Linked DNA regions of Homo sapiens: region 1 is linked to region 2. Evidence: chromatin loops called from intact Hi-C (ENCODE). Cell type or tissue: B cell. All regions are shown on one strand. Links, peaks and the distances in the headings refer to the core of each region. The heading gives the core; the rest is flanking DNA. Region 1 has its middle 16 kb from the start of LINC00604. Region 2 has its middle 19 kb from the start of LINC00603.

Region 1 (8,345 bases), core at 130-8,129, 190 kb before region 2:
GTCAGGGACACAGCCTTGCTGATACCTTGATTTTAGCCTGGAGAAATCTGTGTGGGACTTCTAACTCACAGAAGTGTTAGATAATAAATGGATGTTTTTCTTAGCCGCTGAACTCATAGTAATCTGTTATGGCAACAATAAAAAACTAATACAAAGTGTACGAGATACAAATCTCTTGTGTTTCTTTTTTTTTTTTTTTTTCCTAATACACAGGAGTGAGGCAGGCAGCTCGTTATGGTGATAGGTGAAATTCTCCTTAGGAACCAATATTTGAGGGGAACTCCAAGGTGTCTAGAAGGCTCTATCAACCTAAGGAATTTAGTGCACACAGAAAAGAGCATGAGGGATGTCCACAGAAGGCACTAACTCATCCCCCGCATAATGTGAAGCAGGCTGCTCAGCTGAGTCTAGTTTATACTGCACCGCCCCCTGACTCCACCACTACCCCTTTCTCACAGACTTGGGAGAGTTTCAGCCCAGCCCAGCCCAGCCCTCAGGCCCCTACATGGATATTGAGAGCAGCTGGGAAGGGGATGGAACAATAAAGAGCTCACATTTAGGTAATAAAAGAGGGTAAGCATAGAAGCCAATAAACTAAACAAGAATAGACCTCATCAATTAACCCCCACTAAGGCAGAGTCCCAGCATGAAAATAGATTCATCACAGAGGTATATAATGCATGAGATAGGCAGAAAATATTTAATAAAGCAAAAAGAAAAAAGCTCCACACTATATTAAAGCAACAGGTGCTTCAAATTAGTGATGTAACAAACATATTCCTTAGCAAAATGAGAGTCATTCTCTATTAATGTATCTTATGTTTAACATTACCTCAGCAAAGAAGGAAAAACAATTCATAAGATTCAGTTTAGACTGGAATTTTTCTCTAATATGTGGTGGGAAACTTGGAAATTTCTATTGCAATGGCCCAACAGTTGTGTAGAGTGATGAATGAAAATGTTTCAACACTGTTTATATTTGAAATGTTTCTTCTAAAAATGCGGTTGGCTTTTATCTCATGGTTATTGTGTATCTTGGAACAATCATATTGCCTCATTGGGTCCCTGGGATGCTCAGAACTAAAATACCAACCTATCAATGAGGCTTGCATTTCTATCCCTAGAGTCACCCGGTTTTCTCACCCTCATTTTGATCCTATACTGATTTCTTCATCTGTTTATTTCTGTTCTGTTGCATTCTGTGCATTCAGCCATGGATTTCAGACTCCTTTTGGAATGAGAGAGTAAAGGAGAAATGGAAGAGAAGGGAATGGAAAAAACATACAGGCATTTATTTCCCCTAACAGATGGCTGGGCAAAGCCTTAATCTGGGTACATGTCTGCTATAGACGTAACAGGAAAAAGTTCAAGTGTGTTAATTCCTGGGTGCACAGCCATTCGTAAATATTAAAGGTCATTGACTGGTTTGAAAATTTCAGCTGTGACATTTCTGCTCCTTTGGCTGACTGAATTCAGTTGTTGATCTGGTGGAAAGTCTTGCTTGACAGAGCAACTGCCCCTATTGGCTTTCTTCCTAAGTTCTGTGTTTTGAAAATGTTCTATGCCTGGTAGCAAATCAGGCACATCAGGTGCTCCACACATACTTACATTTTGAGATGATCTTTCCATCTTTTTGAAATTTATGCAATTAGCCTATGGTAACACTAGTAAAAGTGGATAGTAATAACTTTCTTTTTATCACATGTATAGCTTATAATATGCTTTCACATACATGATTTTATTTGATCTAAACAGGCTTGGAATGAGGTATGTTTAACAATTTATAAATCTGAATCACAGCCAATGAAATTTCTAGCCAAATACGTTCTTACATCTTAAGAGCTCCAAATTTCATTTTTCTCATTTTCCTTTCCTTTTACTTACTCTATTTAGTACTTTTTTATTCACTCATTGATTTTCTTATTTGTTTATTTTTTTCTTTCAATTTTTTTTTTTTGTGAACAAGCTTACTGTGCTTTAAAATGAAGGAAGTCATTCTCCTATACCCCTTTCCCTTCCTGTTTCATGGACTAACAAGAGGCTGGTGCGGACATCTACTTTCTGTTTTTCCTTTTTGTGGCGAAAGCATGGTGTGGGCTTCTGTTCTGTCCCAGGTAAGAGGCGCAAATGCAGTCTTTCTTGGTATGTGTTTTTGTCACATCCTTCTCACCCTGATGATTTGCATCAGAGCAGCCTTTGTCCAAAATGCAAAGAAAGAATTCTTAGTTACCTTGGGAGGGGAAAACCATGATAAAACAAGATATCACCACTTAATCTCCTATTGTACTCTAAGACCTTCACTGAAAAACTCTGCTTTTGGCTGTTTAGGGCACTTGCCTACTGATTTATGAGGAAGAATATTTTTAGGTATTAATTGACATCCTCTTCTCACAGTTTCTTGCATGTATCTTGTGACTGTACTCCATACCCAGGAAACTACGGCAGTCCACAGTTAGACTTCAGGGAATAAAATGAATAACACTGCTGAGTGCTACTGTTTACTTTTCTGGTCTTACCCCTTGACCATCTCCTACTTCCTTGCAATTTAATCTTCAGTCAGACTGAATTATACATACTCTCCCTACTTCCAAGGTCACTTGCATAAGCCATGGCTTTATTAGGGACACCATCTCACTCCCATCTCCTTCATTCTTACCTCAATAATTCCTGTCCATTTTCTAGAATAGGTGATACTTTCTCAGTGTCACCTTTCTTAACTGTTCAAGCTGAGTTGATTGGTCCTTCCGTGCATCTTTTCATGGTCCTACAGATCTCTCCTTCTTGATGTAGATGTTAGAGTTTTACTCTCTTCATGGAGCTCTTTGTGGCTTGTGTCCACAGCCTATTTCTACTGCCTCTGGTCCCAGGATCAAGTGATGTAGCAGCAGAAGGTCTAAGTGCTTCCAAAACCCAAGATCACACAGGTTTACAAATTAAAACCCAGAGTTCCTAACTTGAGTATTGGCTTCTATCAGACTAAAATAGAAATGTGTGTGTCAGTGTGTATGACCAGCTAAATATTTTTCCAGGTCTCTATTAGATTATATGTATTAGAGGGTGATATGGTTTGGCTGCATTCCCATCTAAATCTCATCTTGAATTGTAGCTCCCATAACCCCCACGTGTCATGGGAGGGACCTGGTGGGAGGTAATTGAATCATGGGGGCAGGATTTTCCCATGCTGTTCTCATAATAGTAAATAAGTCTCATGAGATCTGATGGTTTTAAAAAGGGGAGTTCCCCTGCACATGCCCTCTTGCCTGCTGCCACCTAAGACATGACTTTGCTCCTCCTTCAACTTTCACCATGATTGTGAGGCTTCCCCAGCCATGTGGAACTGTGAGTCCATTCATTAAACCTATTTTTCATTAAAAATTACCCACTCTTGGGTGTTTTTTTTTTTTTTTTTTTTTTTTGATGGAGTCTCGCTGTGTCGCCCAGGCTGGAGTGCAGTGGCGATCTCGGCTCACTGCAAGCTCCACCTCCCGGGTTCATGCCATTCTCCTGCCTCAGCCTCCCAAGTACCTGGGACTACAGGTGCCTGCCACCACGCCTGGCTAATTTTTTGTATTTTTAGTAGAGTAATTTTTTGTATTTTAGTTTCACCGTGTTAGCCAGGATGGTCTCGATCTCCTGACCTCATGATCCACCTGCTTTGGCCTCCCAAAGTGCTGGGATTACAGGCATGAGCCACCATGCCTGGCTGGGTGTGTTTTTACTAGCAGCGTGAGGATGGACTAACACAGAAGAGGTCCTACAATCTAAGTATTGTAATAAATGTTTCTGGAAATGGATAACACTAAAAATTCACATACTTAGAAATTAAGTTCACTTTACCCATCCTGTTCTGGTGTCCTTAGAAAAAGAAGAGAATTTGAGAAGAATGAGCCTCTCGGGATGGGAGGAAGTTTTGGCTTGCTTAGCAACAACATGACTCAGCAGTGAAGTTAAGCTTTCCAAAGGGCACCTGTGACTTGACTGAAGGCATCATACAGGGACTCAGAAGAGAAAATGAAGCAGACAATTCAACCTCTCGTCAAGTATTAAATAAAACATAATTTTCAACAGAAAACATAAAGTGCAACCAAGATTTCAAAACAAACCAGAAGAGTCAAAATTGCCCAAATCACATAGTTTGGGTATAAATGAAAGTGTAAGAGTTATAGTCTCCCTATGTAGTGAGTAGAGTGTGTACGGAGTGCATAATGTGTGCCTACGCCTGTGTGAGGGGCATTCCATTAAGATTTCAGAGAAACCACCATGCAGTGAATTACTGGACATATACTGGCACTGTGTTCTCTCAGCTGCTTATATTGAGTTGGTAAGATGTGAGTCACCCTACTATACAGTTGATCATCGGAAGACCTCGTGCCACAAAAGCAATGAGACTGGGATTGTTTCTAAGTGAGTATATGGTCCAAAAAGGGATGAGATGCGCAAACTACAATATGGCAAAATGCTCCACCAGCTGCAAACATTAAGCCTCAACCAAGATACTTAGGAAGTGGGGCAAGTCATTAAATTGTATTTTGTGGTCAGCTGTGGCTAATGTGGAAAATCCCTTTTTGTTTCAAAAATGTTATTCAAAGTTCTTCTGAAATGCATTAAATCACTCTCCTGCCTTTGAAGCTTATGTCTTTAACACAGAGCAGAATCAATGCAGAAGCTTGGGAGACTACTCTGAATGTATTCTCATCTCTAGATTTATGCTGGAATACGCTTTTTTGAGTCTTCTAACATGGTCTGATTTTTTTGCTTTCTTATGCCCCCTTCCTAAAAAATAAAATACTAAAAATACTATTAGTTTAGGGATCCAGCACTTTAGGTTCAGTTAAATGAAATTTTACTACATTATGTTTACACGGTGAAAATACTGTATGTTTTGAGAGGCTTGCAATTATTTTGTAGTTCAGGCTTGTAGGTTTGTTTTTTAAAAATTTATTATTATTATTTTTTAACACTATGACTTCCAGTTACTATAAAACCATCATTAGTATTAGGTTTATAAGTTGGCTATATTCTCCTACACCCACCAATTCAGATTCCCCCAAATGAATTAAATCAGGGTTATAAGCAGCATTATTGTCTATGTGATTATGCTTTTTAAAAATATTATAATATTATATTAAACTACTTAAGTATAAACATCTAAGGAGGCTATACTTAAACAGAGAGTAAGATCTAGAGAAACAAAAGGCTACAATGAGATGTCTTACTCACTGAATTCAACTTGTTAAAGTGTTACTTGATCTATTATTTCCTCCACCCGTCCCCCATTTCTTCTTAGGCTTAAACAGGAACAACATATCCAAATTCAGTTCCTGGTAGTGAAAGTGAGGGGAGAAGATATTTGATTCAAAAATGAAACATGTTCATGTGCTTATTGTCTTTGAAACCTCTAATAATTTAATTATCGTTATATATTATGATTTTTAACTTATTTCCCCATTGCACATTTAATACTTAACAGAGAGTATAACTGGGAAAGCCCTTCCAGAAATGTCCCCTCAGGTGGTGCAAATCCTTTTAACTACTTCCTACCAGACAAGATCTGCTCTGAGTTCTATTTTCACAAGGCCAGCTCTCTGCTAGTTACAGTTAATTTAAAAAAACAAAGCTGGAAGATAGCTAAGCTAGAATATGAATAGAAGCTGAGGCATGAAGGTTTTATCAGGACCAGACATAATTTGTTTTAGCCACAAACTTTCTGGGTAACTCCAAAGCAGCAATATTTAATTAGGGGAATCAAAACCTAGGCTGGGAGCAAGGAAGAAGTTTGAGGGCAGGGGATCCTTGCAATGCCCATTATCCCACGTCTTTGCATGCAGTTGACTCTTGCAAACTCAACAACTCAGGATCATTTCCATGAGGAAACTATTAGAAAAATAATCATACTTCCCCAAAGAAATCTCTTCCCAGGCCGGGTGCGGTGGCTCGCGCCTGTAATCGCAGCACTTTGGGAGGCCGAGGTGGGCGGTTCACGAGGTCAAAAGATTAAGATCTTTCTGGCCAACATGGTGAAACTCCGTCTCTACTGAAAATACAAAAAAAAATTAGCCGGGCACGGTGGCGCATGCCTGTAATCCCAGCTACTCGGGAGGCTGAGGCAGGAGAATCGCTTGAACCCGGGAGGCAGAGGTTGCAGTGAGCGGAGATCGCGCGGCTGCATTCCAGCCTGGTGACAGAGCAAGACTCCATCTCAAAAAAAAAAAAAAAAAAAAAAAAATCTCTTCCCAAATGATAACAAAATCATGCTTTATACTAATGAGGATAAGATAAAAAAAATTTGGTTTTATGATTTGTGGTCTCCTAGACTCTTTGTTGTGAAGTCAAAAATAAAAGCCAACTTTGGTGGGTAGAGGTGGCTTCTATGAGACAGTAGTTCTACAGTAGTTCAGGAAAGTCTGCTGTGACCGAAGAACTTTTCCCAGAATGCCTCACCAAGGGAGAAAATGGAGGGCAGAGTTCTATAAAAAGAAAAAAGAAGAGCAAAAATTCTTTTTGTAGGTTTCCCAAATAAGAACCACAGCCAGGTTATGTCATCCCTTTGCAATTTCAACACCACAACCAAAGACAAGTGATTCACCGTGATATAATAATGTCGCTCACATCCATGTCATGCCTGAGGAATTAGGCTCAGGAGTCCCCGAGAGAGAGAGAATTTCCCAGAAACATGGCTGAACAGTGGGATAAATGCTGAGATGGGGTTTAAGGAATACCTGGAAGACTCTGCTTCTCCACTTCACTTGATTAATTCCCTCTATCCATGAAATCTCTGTTTCCTCCCAGAAGCCATTCCTGATCCTCAGGACTATGTTGGATGCTTGGTCCAGGTGCTTCCATGGCATCCCGGGCTTACGTTGTGTGTAATTTTAGTTATTTGTCTTCACCAAAAGGCCATGTGCTCCTTGGTGGTATGGAGTATGCTCTTCTTTACCATTTATCTCCAGCAAAGGCCAAACTGCTTGCCACATAGTAGATGCTTAATAAATACTTGTTAATGGGGCAAACCATTTGAGCAAAATAAGGTCATTTTGGCTCAGTAGCATCACACAGTATCACATGTCCACACTGATTGGTAGTGGCTACCCAAACGGATGGGTTGAGGACTTTAAGGCTGCAATGAAACTTTGTGGTAAATAGTACCAGCCTCAAATAGTGATGTCTGAGGTGTTTGCTCTGCTCTGAAACTTGTCTTTTGATTTTGTTCTTCCTGAAACACTAACGTTGAATTCTATGATGTAGTTGCTTATTGTTTACACTGAACTCAAAGCCATACTGGAAGTAACAATAAACAAACAAAACAATAAACAACAACAAATTAAACTTCAAAGAGGACAACTTTGAGGAAAATTTTCACTTACAGTGGCAGCCCAGTTATGTATAATAATTCTCTCAACTTCTAATTAAAGACCTATAAAGACACATGCATGCACACACACACATACACGCACCAAGGTTGACAGCAATATTGAAGGCTAAAGAGAAAACCATAAATGTAACTCATAGGGATTTGAGGATCACAGCTTTGATGGGCTTGACAGAGTAGCCAAATCAGGGAAACAAAAGAGCTGAAAGATAACATGAAGTGGCTTTGGCTTAAGTACAGTCTTTGACCACTGATAGAAACTCAAGCAGCTGACTTCTGAGCTGGCCAGAGTCCTGCCTTATTCTCCCATCATATCCCAAACTACATGGCTCTTTTCTTTTTCTCCCTTTTGAAGACTTTACATCTAAGTAGGTAGCACAGTGGAGAGGAAACAATTGTAATGACTGTAACTCTTGGATTCGTAGTGAGGGATCAAGGAAGTGCTTAAGGAGCAGGGCATTTGTGAGTGTAGTAGTCTTTCTTTATACACACAAAAAAGTACTCTGCTCTGCATCTGGCTTGCTCACACAGTGGCAAAATTCACAGATCAGGAGACAATGCCATTTCATGCTAATACAGCCATATGTGGCAGAGTCTGTTATATCTTCATAAAACCCTGTTTCCTTTTCATCGGGGACAAAGAGCTAGACCACATTTTTCCAATTTCTCACAGGTCGGTGCAGCCTATGACTATATTCTGGTCAATGGAAAGGAGTCAAAAGTGATGTAAGCCACTCAAAGGCTTAAGTGTCAAACCTTCTGCACTATCTGCTACCCTTCCTCTGTTTCTTGGCCTGCTGCCCAAATGCAGAAGATCTAATGAAGAATTTCAAGCACTAGCACATTGAAGAACCACTAGATGAAAAGAGCCTATAGTGCCTAACAGACTGTGTAGCAGAGATACTTTTTCAGAACTTCATTTGACTGATATGTAAAGGAGAAATAAATATTGTGTTAAATCAGTGAAATTTGTGAT
Region 2 (8,345 bases), core at 333-8,332:
GAAAATTAGAAAAGTTAAGAGATGCTCAATTTCATATGAACTGTTAGAACATGTATTTTTTATATACCCTTCTCATATACTTTCTCTTAATGTTAAACTAGAGTTAAAGTTAGTAGTGACAAGGTCTAAGCATGTCTTTGGAAAATTCTAATTAGCTGAGGATATTTCTCCCTTCACATTCTGGATGATAAAATAACAATTCTGTCAATTAGGAGAAACTCACATGAATGAGAATCTAGCTCTGAACTGAATTTCATTAGCTAAAAGCAGGGGTCTATATTAGCAGGGATAGTTCTTAAAGGTTAAACACTAGAGATACTGTTTCATTAACTTTTAGAAACCTGGTTTTTTAATTTATGTGTCTGTATCAGTCAGTATGCAATCAGAACAGCAGAGTCACAAGGAACCATATTTGTTCATTCACTCATTCATTCATCCAATCTTGTATTTGTATCAAGGGATTTTTCCCAGGCAGTAGACCTCATGCAATTATGAAAGTGGGAGCTAATTAAGTAGTCTCTGTGTAGCTGTGTCCTTGAATCTGCTGTGAAGGCTTGAAGTCCACAAAAAGAAGGGAAAATGCATATAAAGTGGGAGACAGTAGGAACAAACTGGAACCCACAAGTATCAGTTTTTACTGTCTCTCACCTTGATGGCAAGGGGTTCCTGCAGAAGCCAGTGCTCTTCATCAAGGAGCTAAAGATACACACACACACACACACACACACACACACACACACACACACACACACACACACACCCCGTGGAGAATCAGGAGAATTCAATGGAAGGTGGAGCAATTGTAGGCTGAGCTCCTGTCTTAGACCAACAAGGTAAGCCAGAGGATAAGTGACAATTTACGTGACCTACAAAAATAGCTGCTGCTTTACTTCTACCCTCCAAATCTTGCACAAGATTCTCTCTGTGTCTCACCCTAAGTGGAAAAACATATGGAAGGGAAATCTTGGAAATGTAGTTTAACCTAGCCATCACAGTGTAGCCTCAGCCGACACAATACCAAGCCATCACAGTGTGTCTTTATGTGTGTTTTTTTTCCTCCATGCTTTCAATCTGTCTCTCTCTGCACAGAGAGAATATATACATCAGGTAAGTATGGGTAAGTGTGTGTAGCCTTTCCTGGCATTCTCTTCCCTTTGTGTGTGTTTTCAAACACATTTGCATTTGTCTCTTAATGCTTCTCTCCCTGTTACTGTTTCTTTTGGGCCTATTTTCTTTTTTCTTTGACCCTCTACCTTTTCTTTCCTGTATTTTCACCTCTTGACCTCATGCCTGTTTGATTGCTTCACTCTCTTTTTCTGTTTTATGACCAAGAAACTAAATTGCTTTTAAAGTTTTTTAAAAAATCCACTTAGTGAATATATTTTATGGTCTCTATTCCTAACTTTCTAACTAATTTCAGGGCAATTTGGATTTATCTTTTTTTCCAAAAAGACCTTTTAAAAATGTTATATGGTTTTTTTGTAAAAAGACCTTTTAAAATATTATATGGTCCTAGATTAATGTTTTCTGTGAGTATATGGCCCTGGTATCAATGAGGTTTGTCTTTTGTGGTCTATTCAGTATGAAAAGTGATTGATTCTAGGCTCTAGTGGATGTCTTAGAGCAGCTCGGAGAGCCGCTATGTGTCACTTCTTGCCGCCACACAGCATTTGACCAGTATTCCATCTGGTTTTTAGAGTGTTTATCACCTCATTTCACTGCTTGCCTTTTCCAGGTTAAGGATTGCCTCATGAATGTCAAAGCATCACCTCTAAAATTAAGGGATTTTTAGAAAGCATTCTTTCTTAAAAGTTTTTCTTAGACTTTTAAAGCCATCACCCATTTATAACAATTACCAAATTATTAAACATGAAATTGCCCATATGGATATTGTTATTATCTTGTCATATTCTCAGGTGGACCAGATTAATAGAACATTTTTCTCCATAGCCTAAATTCACGAGAGTTTGAGTTTGGGGGAAAGGTAATTAGAAAGCACCAAGCATTACTTAGTATGGTACTGGGGCATTAACCAATAAGGAAGATGGGACTTGCTGGAGAATAGTAGAGGGCATTGGGTTTTATGATAAAGAAAAATAAATGTCAGGGGATAGGAAAGGTGAGACACTACAAACAAATTGTATCTGCTTCTTAGATTAACTAGGAAAGGACTTCTACTGCTGTGCTTCTTAAAAAAAGCCTCAAATCTGAAACTTGTCATTAGTTAGGTGTATCTGAGTCTTGCCTATCTTCATATAAGTTCAGGCTCTTTCTGTGTAGGGAGGGTAATGGAGATGTTAGTCCAGGATGGGGGCCTGTTCACGACAACTGAGCATTGTTCTTCTGTACTCATGCACTCACTCACATTGCACACACCCACCTACTCACAAAACTAGATTGGAAATATATGAGTTATAGTAATGTTGATACTTTACATTGGTGTAGAATTTTAGAATATTGAGTGCTTTCACATACATTATCTCAGAACGCAGGGAGTAAGAGTCAGTGACCACAATGAGGAGGATATGTGGAGAGAGTGGATAAGAAAGAACAACAGAATAGATAGGGAAGAAAGTGCCCATGGGTGGAGGCTAGCTAAAAATTAAGAAATGCCATGGTAGTAGCTGAGCGAACTTGGTACCATATCACTAATCTACTTAACTGATGAATAATGTCTTCTCTAAATGTCCCCAGGCATTGTGAAGAGATGCAGCATATTTTTTTTTAACTTTTACTTTAGGTTCATAGGGGCATGTGCAGGTTTGTCATATAGGTAAGTTCATATCATGGGGGTTTGTTGTACAGATAATTTTATCACCCAAGTACTAAGCCTATTACCCAATAGTTATTTCTTTCTGATCTTCTCTCTCCTCCCACCTTCCACCCTCAAGTAGGCCCAAGTGTCTGTTGATTCCCTTATTATCTCCATGAGTTCTCATCATTTAGCTCCCACTTGTAAGTGAGAACATGCAGTATTTGGTTTTCTGTTCCTATGTTAATTTGCCAAGGATAATGGCTTCCAGCTCCATCCATGTTTCTGCAAAATACATGAGCTCATTTTTTTCTGGCTGAATAATATTCCATGGTGTATATGCACTATATTTTCTTTATCCAGTCAGTGATGGGCATTTAGATTGATTCCATGTCTTTGCTATTGTGAATAGTGGAGATGCAGCATATTAGAGAGTATTGACATTTCCTAGTCTAGACTCCAAAATTAGTTAAGAACATTTGGAAAAAGTAATACAAAGATTTCAGAAGAAAACAGCTGCGCAGGCTGCTATTACTAAATTCATATGAACTATGGTCCAAAAATGCACTTCAAGTCTTGCAGGGTTTGGAACACTGATGGACATCCGTATGTATTTCATAAGGCTCTTTGGCCAAGGAGTAGCAGAAGCTGACAATCAATGGGCTGTCAGTTCATTCAGCCTTCAGGACTTTGGTGGGGAAGAGAAAAGATGGGCAACCAATTTGAGCAGCCCTGTCAAGAGATCTGCTGCCCAGCCATGCAAACACCAGAACAGTTTGAACTGATCACACTAACACAGCAGTCACAGGACTAGGGTTGACTGGACTGTGAAGACTAAGCAAACACTACTGCAGGTCTCATCACCGCATCACCGGAAAGCTGACATCAAAGGGAAGGAAAACCAAGCACCTGTTCTCTCAAGGGACTGACATCACTTAGTTCCTCAGTAACAGCTCTCATGCTAGATTAAATATCTTTTTTTGTTCTAGTTTGTGATGGTTACATCGAAGCTAGGATGATTTGGATCTTAATAATGAAGTTTTGCAACATATCTGTAATTCAGCACTGTTTTCTGTGTCCTCTATCAGTGTTCTATCTAATTCAGGCTCCTGTCAGGAAAAATTAAAAAAGACTTTGAAAGAAAAAAAATAAAGATTACTGGATGTCCTGTCTAGCACACTGTTCCTGTTTACTTGTGACTTTCATCATCTTTGAGCTATTTTAGCGATCTTGTAATTTGTAGAAAACTTATAGTCATGCAAATGATTCTTGTTCATAGAAATTCAGTTGATTATTGCCCTGTGGAAATTGACCAGTTTTGCATCTACTGTATTTGAAATTCATCTAAGCATTTTTGATTGTTAATATACATGTGTTGTTTGATTCTCTTTTTAATTAGTTGCAACATCTTACTGGTTTTTTCATTAATTAATGAATCAAATGTCATCTTTGACATGTATTTATTTTATGTGCATTTTATTCTTTAATGCCTTCTTCAATTCTTTACTGGATTATACCAGCCTCCTAACTTGTTTCTCCATAGAGTAAATTGAGAAATCTTCAAAAATGAAAATCAGGCTAAGTTTTTTTTTTTTTTCCTAGCTGAAAAATCCTTCAAGGATTTTTATTGTTCTTATAATAAAATACACACTCCATATCTTGGTTTACAAAACTCCGAAGTATCTAGTACTTATATTCTCTCCAACCTATTTTTTTTTTTTTATTGATATGGAGTTTCACTCTTGTTGCCCAGGCTGGAGTGCAGTGGTGCGATCTCAGCTCACTACAATCTCAGCCTCCCAGATTCAAGCGATTCTCCTGTCTCAACCTCCCTAGTAGCTGGGATTATAGGCACCGCCACCACTCCCGACTAATTTTTGTATTTTTAGTAGAGACGGGGTTTCACCATGTTGGCCAGGATGATCTCGAACTCCTGACTGCAGGTGACCCACCTGCCTCAGCCTCCTAAAGTGCTGGGATTACATGCATGAGCCACCGTGCCCGGTCTTCTCTAACCTAATTTTATGCTCTTCTACTGATTTTTCATTATATTCCAGCTATACTGGTCCCATTCTGTTCCTGGAATTTATCAAACCGTTATCCATCTCAGGGAGGCCTTTGCGATCACTTATCTCTGCATAGAATGCTTTTTTGGTAGAAATTTGCCTGGCTGACTCAGTCTTATCCTTTAGGTCTCAACTTCCCTCTGAGGTCCCCATGAGACCATTACATCCCATTTCTCTCCTCAGACAAGATTTCCCTGACTACTCTTTCTAATAGTGTGTTATGTATTTACTATTTATTGCATCCTATTTGTGGTAATCTGTATTCTTTATCTCATTTCTATTTGATACCTCCACTAAAAGGTAAACTCAATGAAGAGATAGAATGTGTTGTCATATTATCTACTGTATCACAAGATATATTTCATGTAGTAAAGATCATTTGTGGAATAAATGAAAAATATGGGAAGAAAAGCCCTTGAATTTCAGAAGAGACCTGGGGACTTATGAATGAGAAAATAAAGACTCTACTAAGGAGCAAGTTATAGAATATATGTAAACAAGAAAGGTGGTGTGTTCTATGATGACCAGAAAGCCAAGTGTTGGTGTGAATATATCCAAGAATAGGAACAAATAAGGATACAGTGGCCATATATGGGTATGATACTCTTTAGAAGAATAAATGTTCCATTTCTCATTTACTTACAGTTAGAAGTATTTGGTAAGATTCTCCTTATTGACTTAGGAACTTAGGTGGAAATTCAATAATTACTCAATACCAATATCTCCCACTAAAGTAATTTTATTATTTGGGTTTCTAGAACAATAATGGAACCAAATTAACACTGGATGAGTATAGAAAGAATGAATAAATGCCATCTATGTTAATCTGATTAGCAGAAAGATAGAGGCATAGATAAAGAGGATTATTTAATATATTGATAATAGTTGAAATGACATTCTTTATGGGGAAATGAAGAATTACTTTGATTGTAGTTTAGATAGAGAGGACTTATTGGACAACTCTCCATTTCTAATTCCAGGTTCCTTTTGATCTTGTTCTCCTCCTCAATCTCTTTTCACGTTTTAATCAGTTTATTTTTTTCTGTATGAGCTATTTTTTTCCTGGAACATTTTACTTTTTGTAGACATTTTTCTCCTTCACCTTCTCTAGAAAATGAATATGGAAGGTTCTTAAAGCACCAAAGAACATATGTATAAAGGACCTTGAGTTGATGATGATGTTTTTAATAATCATTGCATCTCAATTATCCAGGCATGGTCCGGGCAATGAAAATTGTATATTGACCATGAAAGATTAATATTAAGATAACAGAAGAAGGGTAATGTCTTAGCTTGGTTTCTCCAGACAGTAGAGACTGAATCAAAGAATTAAGTGCAAATATTTTATTGGAAAGTGAGACTCAAGGAGGTGGAAAAGAGACAAGGTTAGCAGGGGAGGAGGGAGTGCCAGGACAAAGATTCATTATGCAGTTGCCCACAGCTATAGGTGACTAGATGTTCGAGCTCCCAGGTCTGCTTAATGAGGCATATGAAATGCATCTCAAGGCTACCAGTATATGGGAATGAAAGTGAAAAGCAAGTTCATTGCCTTTCATTACTCATTAGTCATAGGTTCACCCCATAGCATTATAATTCTTCATCCTTTTCAAGTTGCACAGTTGCGAGTGCCAAGAGCATTTCTAAAGGGTCTGCTACCACATATCATTAAAGAAGCTCCTGGGAAGAGGGTAGGCACTACAAGGTCTAGACCTCAGGTGTCAGATTTCACATCTGCGAAACTGAGTGGTTAGAATAAGAGATAACTGAGGCTAAAAGAATCTGAAGTGTTGTGAATAAATGTACAAAATATAGAGGAAGCAGCAACATTTAAAAATTGAAGACAGAAGACAGGGAAAAGAACAGAAAATCATTAACCAGCTGTGTGACCTTATACGATGCAATCTACAATTTGCAACCTCAGACCTTTTGACTATGACATAAAGGAGTTGCTCTAGCTCAGTGGTCCTTAATGTTGGCTGAACATAAAATCATCTGGGGATCTTTAAAAATACCATTGCCTAGGGCCTGTCCCCAGATATTCTGATTTATTTTGTGTCTGGTGCAAACTGAACAATGGGACTTTAAAAAAAAAAAAAAAAACTCCCTAGATGATTCTAATGTGCAGGAAAGATTGAGAATCACAGCTGTAGAATCAGTAAAGGATTATTCACTTATATCATGTTATGATTGTATCTACAGTTTTTCAAATGCCTATGGAAAAATAATCTCCACTGTCCTTTTAGCCAGATATTGTTCAGAACTTCCAACTCCGTGAACTTACGCTTATAAATTCTTCCATTTGAATATCATGTATCAGTTCCGCAGATGATTATGGATTTTTCAATTTTAGCCAAACTGTAAGTTAAATTAATTATTTCAATTGGCCTTTGATTTATATGTTTTTCTTTTTCCAGAATAACTCTGTTGCAATTTCTATTGGCTGCATAGTCTAGTTTTTTAGAACATCCGCCTAGTGATCTTTCTTCTTGCCAAATTCTTTTGGAGAAATTGCTAACTGGAAACTACTTTGTTTTTCTCTGTTTTGCAATAATTGAACTGTTTTTCAGTCACTCTTATCTAAAAATATTAAAATACTAAGTAGATATACAAATTTTAAAAATTACAAATATAGCTAAGGTTTAAAGACAGAAGATACCAAAAAATGCCCATGAACTCACAATCATTTTAGAAAAAAATACATTTTTATTAAACCCAGATTCCCTGTGAGTATGCCCTTGCATCCTAACCTCTTCCATTACTACTGCTCAAAAGTAGCCACTATACTTAATTTTATGTTTATGATTCTCTTGCTCTTCCTTATAGTTCTAACACATTAGTTAGAATATTAAATAACACATAGCTTAGTTTTGCATATTTTGAACCATATATAAATGAAGTTGTATTGTATGTATTCTTCAACTTGTTTTTTAGGCTTAGATTCATCTGAGATTTACTTTCATTGTAACTGTAAATAATTGATTTTTACTGTTATATAGCATTCTGTAGTAGGACTAAACTACAATTTATCTATTTGTATAATTAGATAGATTAACTGCAGTAACAAATAATCCTAAAACATTCAGTAGCTTATTTTTTGCCCATACAATGTCTGATGCAGACAAATCTTGTTGGACAGCTGTCCTGCTTGTCCATCCTCGCAGCAGAGAACCTAGGGATGCAGGCCGTTTCCATTGTGTGTGTTCAACATTTTGCAGTCTTTGATTGCAAAATGGAAATGCGGATGAGAGCAGGAGTGTGGTGTGTTTGCATGTGAGTGCATAGGAGAGAGAGAAATAGAGTGAGAGGGAGAGCGAGAAACAGAGAGACAGAAAGATGGAGAGAGATGAGAGCTGGAGAGGGAAGAAAAGGAGAAGGAGAGGGGACAGGAAAAAGAAGGAGAAGGAGAGAAGAGAAGAGAAGGAGGAGGTGAAGGCGATTACTGCATAAGGCATTTCTGACCATTATTTTTTCCCACATTTTAAACAGAACACAATTACATGGCTCCACCTAGATGGAGAAGATGGCAT

Evidence for each region. Peaks named below come from ENCODE experiments on the same cell type or tissue, not always from the same donor. Only the 100,000 strongest peaks of a DNase experiment are listed, where the experiment ranks them.
Region 1: it touches region 2 in a loop (14-fold over the local background); 2 of 110 quality-filtered maps call a loop at or near these places.

The regions. Positions count from the first base shown.
Region 1 is chr5:40,220,232-40,228,576 of GRCh38, reverse strand. No RefSeq gene overlaps it. Among named protein-coding and RNA genes, the nearest start is that of LINC00604, 16 kb to the left of the region's middle. In B cell, for the core only: no CTCF peak of the experiment used is centred there; DNase peaks (open chromatin) are centred at 3,266 and 4,446.
Region 2 is chr5:40,028,834-40,037,178 of GRCh38, reverse strand. No RefSeq gene overlaps it. Among named protein-coding and RNA genes, the nearest start is that of LINC00603, 19 kb to the left of the region's middle. RefSeq lists an enhancer at 2,955-3,957. In B cell, for the core only: no CTCF peak of the experiment used is centred there; a DNase peak (open chromatin) is centred at 3,628; H3K4me3 peaks cover 932 bases; H3K27ac peaks cover 2,917 bases.